2 separate regions of the Homo sapiens genome follow, and region 2 is linked to region 1. A link is a contact called in ENCODE Hi-C or POLR2A ChIA-PET data. All regions are on one chromosome and are shown on one strand. The core of a region is the stretch at or near the end of the contact, and the rest is flanking DNA. Distances in the headings are between cores, read along the strand shown. Region 1 has its middle 84 kb from the start of ESM1. Region 2 holds the start of PLPP1 (phospholipid phosphatase 1).

Region 1 (3,711 bases), core at 617-3,116:
ATTTGTGAAGAACCTAAACTATGCAAGGTGCCATGGGGCCATCTAGAATATTAGACATAATTTTATGACTAATAAAGATACAGGCACTCAAATCACCAGGTCACCCCGCAGGGTGTAATGAAAGTTGAGAAGAGTATAAGGTGTACGGGAGTGACAAGGCTGGAGAGGTGACTTTCCCACACAGCAGTTTGGTGGAAAGGCACTTGGGAGTTGAGGGCAGGGGAGAGGAGTATTCTAAGCCTTTCTTTTGGGCCCTTGGGTTTTATTGCATTACCAGGAAGCAGCTGCCCCTCAATTACAGAGCCAGAGATGCAGTGCAGTGAAGTGTCAGTTTCACATGTGCCATCTGTAGAATCTGAAACCTCAAACTCATACAGAGACCACAGAGCACTTTCTGAGCCTTCCAGTCATGCCACCTGCATTCATGTTCTTTGTGGTTTCTGAGAAATGCTGCACAGTGAGCAAATGAACTAAATCACAAGTTGTGCTGAGCCAGAGAAATAGGAGACTTCTTGGAAGTACACAGCTGTTGTCTAATTTTCCCAGTCTCTTCCAATTCAAGCAGAGAAGTGTGTTGAAAATCTGTGTGTGTGCATGTGTACGCGTGCCAGAGAGAGGGGGAGAGAAAGAGAGAATGCCAATTGCTTTATTTTGGAAGGAAGATGAGGGCTACCCAGAAGTGAGAAACATTAGTGTTTATTCCTATTTTAACAGCAGACATTCAATGTTCTACGGCCTGTAGGTTAATTTACTTTAAAATAATGTGTTTAAGATAGATAGCAGATTTTAGGTACTTATCACAAACAAAAAAGAAAAAGAAAGGTAACAAAGATGATGGGCATGTTACCTCATTTGATTGTAGGAATCACTTCACTATGCATACGTGTATCAAGATAAGTATATCAAAACACCATGTTATACACTTTAATATATATAATAAAGCAACAATAACAAATAACGTAATTTGTATAAACTATATAATTTTTGTGTACAAGTTAAATCCATCATTTTAGAGGTGATTAATAGTCTTTGAAATCATGAGGTTATTAATTAGCTATGCAGAATCCTAAACAGAAACTTAAACCTCAAAAGCGAATTTCTTGGCACTTACTGAAATAAAGCCTGAGAGCATTAGTAAGTTAGCAGAAGGGATGTCAGAAATAATTTTAAGTGCTGAAATTCATGGAAGCTTAGTACAGGACTCACTGTCCTTTCACGAACATTCAGTGGCATATGTGAATGAAGGTTAAGAATCTGGTCAGCCCAGGACTTTAACGACTGCTTTCCAGGTTGAAAATTCCTTGGCTTCTTCTTTCACGGGCTTCATGGAGGATTTTTGTCACCAATTTGACTACAAAGATGAGCATTCACTCACCCTGGAATGTGCCTTTCATGTAAGGGGTGATTGTGCAGCTAAGGCAGAGAGTGGGACCTCTTCTGCTACATGCAGGCTGTGGGACTGAATTGTGACTTTAGGTGGAATTTGCCCCTTTTGTTGTTCTGCACCTGATGGTGAGAGTGTGGTGAAGGGAACGTCTAACTCCACCCACTTAGAACCTCCAGAGGATCATCAGCTTTTGATATTTACCAGAAAAATAGCCTGATGTTTGCTGAATGGCCAAATGGACTTAGGCTAGTTTGCAGCAGTGCAAGCAGCAGCTGCTCGATGGTAACGCAGGACGGGGAGCTGGTGAAGACGTTTTGTTCAAAAGCCTCATTTTGCAATACAGGCTTTCTGAGGAGGAGGGAGGCTGGACTGTGTTCTGTGAAGCAACTGTCTGATACAGTGAGTCACAGTCAGGAGGGTCTCTTGGCTTCTGAGAAAGGTTTAATGATGAGCCATGAGCTGCAACCTCCCTGGACAGAGGATGTGGACACGCCACAGCTGTTTCTGGGCTACTGCTGCATCAGACGCCGTTTACCCAGCAGCTGAGCATGACAGATGCCTTGTAGGTACCGGGCACAGTGCAGGTACCTACAGTACCTTGTATTTACCTTGACTCAGGGTATGGGAGGTAGCATAATGTGGTGGCTAAGGGCTTTGGTTTCAGAGACTTGGCTTTTCGTCCTGACTCACTGATAGGAAAGGAAGAGAAGCAGGAAGGAAATTCACTCCTTATTCCATGGGTTCTTGAGTCAGAACTTATTCTTTCTATTTTGTAAAAATAGAAGCTGTCACCCCATTACTAAATAGGAAGGAGGGATGATGGGGTTACAGGGCTAGAAGAATGAGAGAAACCCTGTGTCATTCAGAATGTCAGCTCCCGCAGTTTTCGCAACTGCTCCTGTTACTGTGTGGCCTACGATGAACATCTGTATGGATTGGACTAATGGACTAATCCTGCATCTAACCTTGGCTGAAGGAAGTACCTCGTATGGCCTTGAGTCTCCAGAGCTGCCTGTCAGAAGAAACAGAAGAAATCCCCACTGGCTGCTGTCAATCCACTGACTTGCTTTAACTTTCTTCCTTCATTGTAAAGTCTTGCTCCCAAATGCTCTGTGAGGACACTCGTTGAAGTGGCTATCATTGATTTATATTTCTGTGTGAGGAATTCCAGCCCCTTTCTTCAGGGTAGGTTTTTACTCTGAGAAATTATGAAGATGGCAGAGGAATAGAAGGGTCCCCATGGGAACAAAAGCAGGACTGGCATTTGGGGGTATTAAGATACACACTTTACTGACTTCTAAATTTTCCTTGAGGTCTCTGAGTTCTGCTGTAAAATAGTTTGGCTGGCTTTCCATTACTCTCCTATGAAAATGGTAAACTGACAACTTCAAATAGAAAAAAATTTCATATTAATTTCTTCATTTCTTCATCAACTACTTATTGAGTACATGCTGTGTCAGCTGCTGGTCCAGACCCTGGGGAGATAACACAGCATCGATGGTCACTTGGATTAGAGCAGCAACAGAGATGGAGAGAAGCAGATTGATTTGAGTCATGTTTAGATGTAGGGCTAACAGGACTTTGGGTATAAGGAAAAGAGATGAATGAGTGTTGATTCGTAAGGTTTGGACTTGAACCATGAGATAGATGGTGGTGCTATTACAGAGATGAAGGGGATGAGAGGAGGACCAGGCTTGCAGAGCAGAAGTCAAGGCTTCCATTTTTGTCACATTAATTTTGAGATGACTATTTGACAACTGGGGGAAAATGGCAAGCAGGCCTATCTTATTCAGTTCAGGCTGTCATAACATAAGGCCCCATGGACTGGGTGGCTTAAATAACAAACATTTTATTTCTCATAGTTCTAGAAGCTGGGAAGTCCAAGATCAAGGTGCCTGCACATCCAGTGTCTGGTGAGGGCATTCTCCTTGGTTTGTAGACAGCTGTCTTCTCATCGTATCCTCACATGGTAGAGAACAGAGAGAGGAAGCTAGCTCTCTGGTCTCTCCCAATAAGGAAACTAATCCCATTAATGTGGGCTCCATTTTCAAGATCGAATTACCTCTCAAGGCCCCCACTCCTAATACCATCACATTGAGGGTTAGGATTTCAGCATTTGAATTTGGGCAGGGAGGTGGGGGAGAAGGCCAGACATTTGGTCCATAACAAGGGCTTTGGATACACAAGTAAGGCTGAAACCCAGGGGGCCCCTCAGAACCAGAAGTATGAATTTGGGAGTCCTTTCCATGTAGTACTTCAAACCATGGGGCGGGAAAAAATTTGTAGATGGAGAAGAAGAGAGCAGGTAGGGCTGAGCTCTGAGT
Region 2 (4,001 bases), core at 962-3,461, 630 kb before region 1:
CCCTTGTGGGCAGAGAACTTCTCTTGTTTATTTTAGCTTCTTCACAGATGTGTACCAGGTATCCATTAGGGGCTCAATAAATGTTGAATTAATGAATGTGTGAATAAACAAAAAATCACTAATCAGTAAGGTTTTTTTGAATGCTTATTTTTGAAAACGCACTTTAAGAGTAAATTTTTTTTTTAAATAGAAAGAATAAGATCTAGTACTTGATAGTACAACAGGGTCACTATAGTTAATAATTAAATTGTACATTTTAAAATAACTAAAAGAGTATAATTGAATTGTTTGTAATACAAAGGATAAATGCTTGAGAGGATGGATACCTCATTTTCCATGATGTAATTATTACACATTGCATACGTGTATCAAAACATCTCATTACCCCAAAATATATACACCTATTATGTACCCACAAAAAGTAAAAATAAAAAATTTTTAAAAAGTAAATGTTTTTAAAAATTACTTTTAAAAAGTAAATATTTCAAAAGCTGTTTAAGACACTGAGACTAGACTGTAACACAATAGGTGCTCAACAAATGTTTTTTGAATAAATACCTAATACTCAGACATCACAAGTACTTTGAATTTATTGTGACCTTGCAATCTGAGGCCCTTGTAACTCTGGAAGTAAAGAAAGCTACATGATAAACAATGGCACATCTTTCTCAGGTGTAAATTGCTTAAAGCTTTTACGGCTATTTAAACAAGAGGCAAAATAAAACATTAGCATTCGTTTTAAAGAAAAACATCTTTCTTCAAATGTATATTTTGTTTTTGAGAGCTTACTTGGGGCTGTATCTCCAGACTCTGTTTAATGTTATCTTTCCATTGGCTTTATGAGTGCTTTGCAGGATAAGTCGAAGAAGTAGTAGGCACATTTTGTGATTTGTGTTTTACATATTTAAAGAGAAAATATACCAATCATTAACATCTGTAGACGGTTTAACTCTAGATAAAGCCACTATCATATAATCTTTTCTGGGTTTCACTTCTTCCTCCAGACTGGAACACTGGGCAGCTTAAAGCTGTAAAAGCTTTAAGCAATTTACACCTGAGAAAGATGGGCCATTGTTTATCATGTGGCTTTCTTTACTTCCAGAGTTACAAGGGCCTCAGATTGCAAGGTCACAATAAATTCAAAGTACTTGTGATGTCTGAGTATTAGGTATTTATTTAAAAAATCCCCATTTTACATATTAGGAAACTGAGATTACTAAATGTGGGCTAGGGTCCTCCTGGGTATGGGGCAGGGGGAGTGCTTGCTGCTGTTAAAGAAAATTATCCTGACACTTGTCAAACACATGAATAATTTATTCAAGATTATTACAATAAGGGTCATGACTATTGGAACAGGAGAGAGAAATTGAGCTCAACTCAGAATACAGCAAAGACAGCAGGGGATTTATAGCCAAGGAACAGGCACCGTGTCTGTGAGGGAGGTGACGGTGGATGGAAAATTACTAAGAGGAGACATCAAGGGTAGAGGGATTCTGGCTAAAGGCAGGTCAAGGGCTTCTACAACAAAGGTGTAATATAAGGAATCTAATCCGATATTAAATATCAAGAATTCAACGGTGATCAGGTATCGAGGATGGATGATTTAGCATGCTTCTTGCTAACATTTGGGCTCAGCCAGGACACAGGGAGGTCAACGTTGAGGCCTAAGTGAGAAAGGGCTCAGAGGTACCAAACTAAAGGAGAGCGTCTCTGTTCCTGCCTACTCTGACCTCTTTTCCCCCCTTAAACTCAGTGGTAACAATCTGACCTGTTTATTACCTCATCCCCATGGAAGGGGTGGGGAGTGGCAGGCAGCCGGTGCTCTAGGATCGTTGGGTAGGGAGCCTAGCTCTCTGAAAGCAGCAATGCCTAGTGGGGGTACCGAGGCCGAGTTCGGAGACCACCTGAGCAATTGCGGTCCAGAGCAAAGCCCCCTGGATCGGAACGGGAGCCGCCCCCACGCCCCGCCCGGCTGCCGAGAGCCGCACTTCTGGGCGGATGCCGCAGGTCGGGAGGGATGAGGCCGACGGCGCTGATTGGCTGACCGCCGCGGCCTGGGGTTTCCCTGGCCCCGCCCCTGCTGCACTCCCCCCGCCCGCGAACCCGCGCGCTGCCCGGTCCTGCGCTGCTCAGCGGGAGGGGCTGGACCCCGCGTTCCTCCTCCCTGCCGGTCCCCATCCTTAAAGCGAGAGTCTGGACGCCCCGCCTGTGGGAGAGAGCGCCGGGATCCGGACGGGGAGCAACCGGGGCAGGCCGTGCCGGCTGAGGAGGTCCTGAGGCTACAGAGCTGCCGCGGCTGGCACACGAGCGCCTCGGCACTAACCGAGTGTTCGCGGGGGCTGTGAGGGGAGGGCCCCGGGCGCCATTGCTGGCGGTGGGAGCGCCGCCCGGTCTCAGCCCGCCCTCGGCTGCTCTCCTCCTCCGGCTGGGAGGGGCCGTAGCTCGGGGCCGTCGCCAGCCCCGGCCCGGGCTCGAGAATCAAGGGCCTCGGCCGCCGTCCCGCAGCTCAGTCCATCGCCCTTGCCGGGCAGCCCGGGCAGAGACCATGTTTGACAAGACGCGGCTGCCGTACGTGGCCCTCGATGTGCTCTGCGTGTTGCTGGGTACGTACGCGCCGCCGGGTCCGAGGGGCGTGTGCGGCTGTCCCGGGAGGGCTTTAGCGCAGAGCCGCGACGGGCAGCGGGGGTGTGTTGCCTGACGCGTGCGCAGCTGTGGGGCGACACACGGGGGCGGCTTCTGCAGCCGAGGGACCCCGCTTTGCAGCCTGCACCCCGGCTCCCGCGTGCCCGCCGCTGTCTGTCGCCCGCCGGTGCGATGAGCCCAGCCCTGCTTGGACGCTGTTCACGCCTCTGCGCTCCATACCTTGCTCCTGTCCTCTGTTTGCAGTTCCACTCTAGCAGAGCAGGGTGGGCTCCTCCCCTCTGTACGGTAGAGGAGCCTGGTCACTGGCCCATCTCAGTAGTGAAACTGGAGGTTTGATGCACAGGGGATTCTCAGTAGCAGGCGCCAGTGCCTGATTTATCGTGAGAAGCAGTTTAATATTTCGGCTATAAAAGGCTAGAACTAGTTCCTAATTAGAAGGTGTGCCAGGTTGTAAATTGTCAGGTTGCAAGTAGGGATGAGCACGCCAAGTTTTTGCGTATAGGTCTAAAGAAGTTTTGGGGGTGGGGGAGGATGCGGTACCCCAGACCTGTTTCCTTGTCTGCCCAGACCTTGCCATGGTGTAGCTTTCCATCTCTTGTGACAGTGTCTCAAGGAGCAGTAGACATTCTTTGGCTGCAGCAGATTTCGCATTGTCTTCCTGATTGGAAGAGTTCAGTTATGAGGCTTCTGGTTGCCAGTTACTCCTTTCTTTTGAAGAGAAAGAACTGGAATCATTTGGATAAGGGATGGGCGTTGGAAGGAGTAGTTTTCACTTTTTATGTATTGTATAAGGCAGTTATGCTGTGAACTATTTATATATGATGGAATAAACAAAAACAAAGCAAGAGCTGCTGGAGGTTTGGATAGTCCTACTCATGTTGAAGTAATCAGAATAGTAGTAGTATTGGCAAGTTCTCAGGGTGGGAGATCTGTGGCTTTAGCCACCTGGATGGAAGTCTGCGTAATGGTTTCTCAGTGACAGGAGATTCCCTCGGTTTTAATCCAGTAGTTCCTAGTTATTCCACTCTCCAGTTTCCAACCGGGTCATTTAGGCCCTTGCAATCTTGTGGAATTCTTATAAATTCTGTTACCAGGTTTTGTTGTTGTTGTAAGGAAAAATTCCATTTTGTTATCTTTTTTTTTTTTTTTTGGATACAGTCTCTCTCTGTCACCCAGGCTGGAGTGCAGTGGCGGGATCTCGGCTCACTGCAGCCTCTGCCGCCTGGGTCCAAGTGATTATCCTGTCTTGGCCTCTCTAGTAGCTGGGATTACAGGCACCGCCACCATGCCTGGCTAATTTTTCTGTTTTTAGTAGAGACAGGGTTTCTCCATGTTGGCCAGGCTGGTCTCGAACTCCT

Evidence for each region. Hi-C counts contacts between places; a loop is a spot of excess contacts on that map. ChIA-PET counts read pairs that join two places held with the same protein, here RNA polymerase II (POLR2A). Pooled maps may share reads with other maps.
Region 2: a loop to region 1 is called in a pooled map, with 4 times the contacts of the local background. The contact joins the promoter of PLPP1 here to the enhancer-like site in region 1. A Hi-C loop is called at or near these places in 1 of 37 single-sample maps with no recorded cell type and 4 of 50 pooled maps. POLR2A ChIA-PET finds 5 or more read pairs at or near these places in 1 of 52 experiments (activated T-cell).

Annotation. Positions count from the first base shown.
Region 1 is chr5:54,899,651-54,903,361 of GRCh38, reverse strand. No RefSeq gene overlaps it. Among named protein-coding and RNA genes, the nearest start is that of ESM1, 84 kb to the left of the region's middle. RefSeq lists a silencer at 3,533-3,690. Within about 2 kb of position 1,866, at least 2 of the 41 ENCODE cell types and tissues checked have a DNase peak (open chromatin) inside an H3K27ac peak, as active enhancers do.
Region 2 is chr5:55,533,174-55,537,174 of GRCh38, reverse strand. PLPP1 (phospholipid phosphatase 1) reads left to right here and starts at 2,211. Exons shown (of 6, transcript NM_003711.4): 1 at 2,211-2,603. The coding sequence starts at 2,546. It also overlaps the pseudogene RNF138P1. RefSeq lists an enhancer at 1,689-1,758 and a silencer at 1,989-2,628.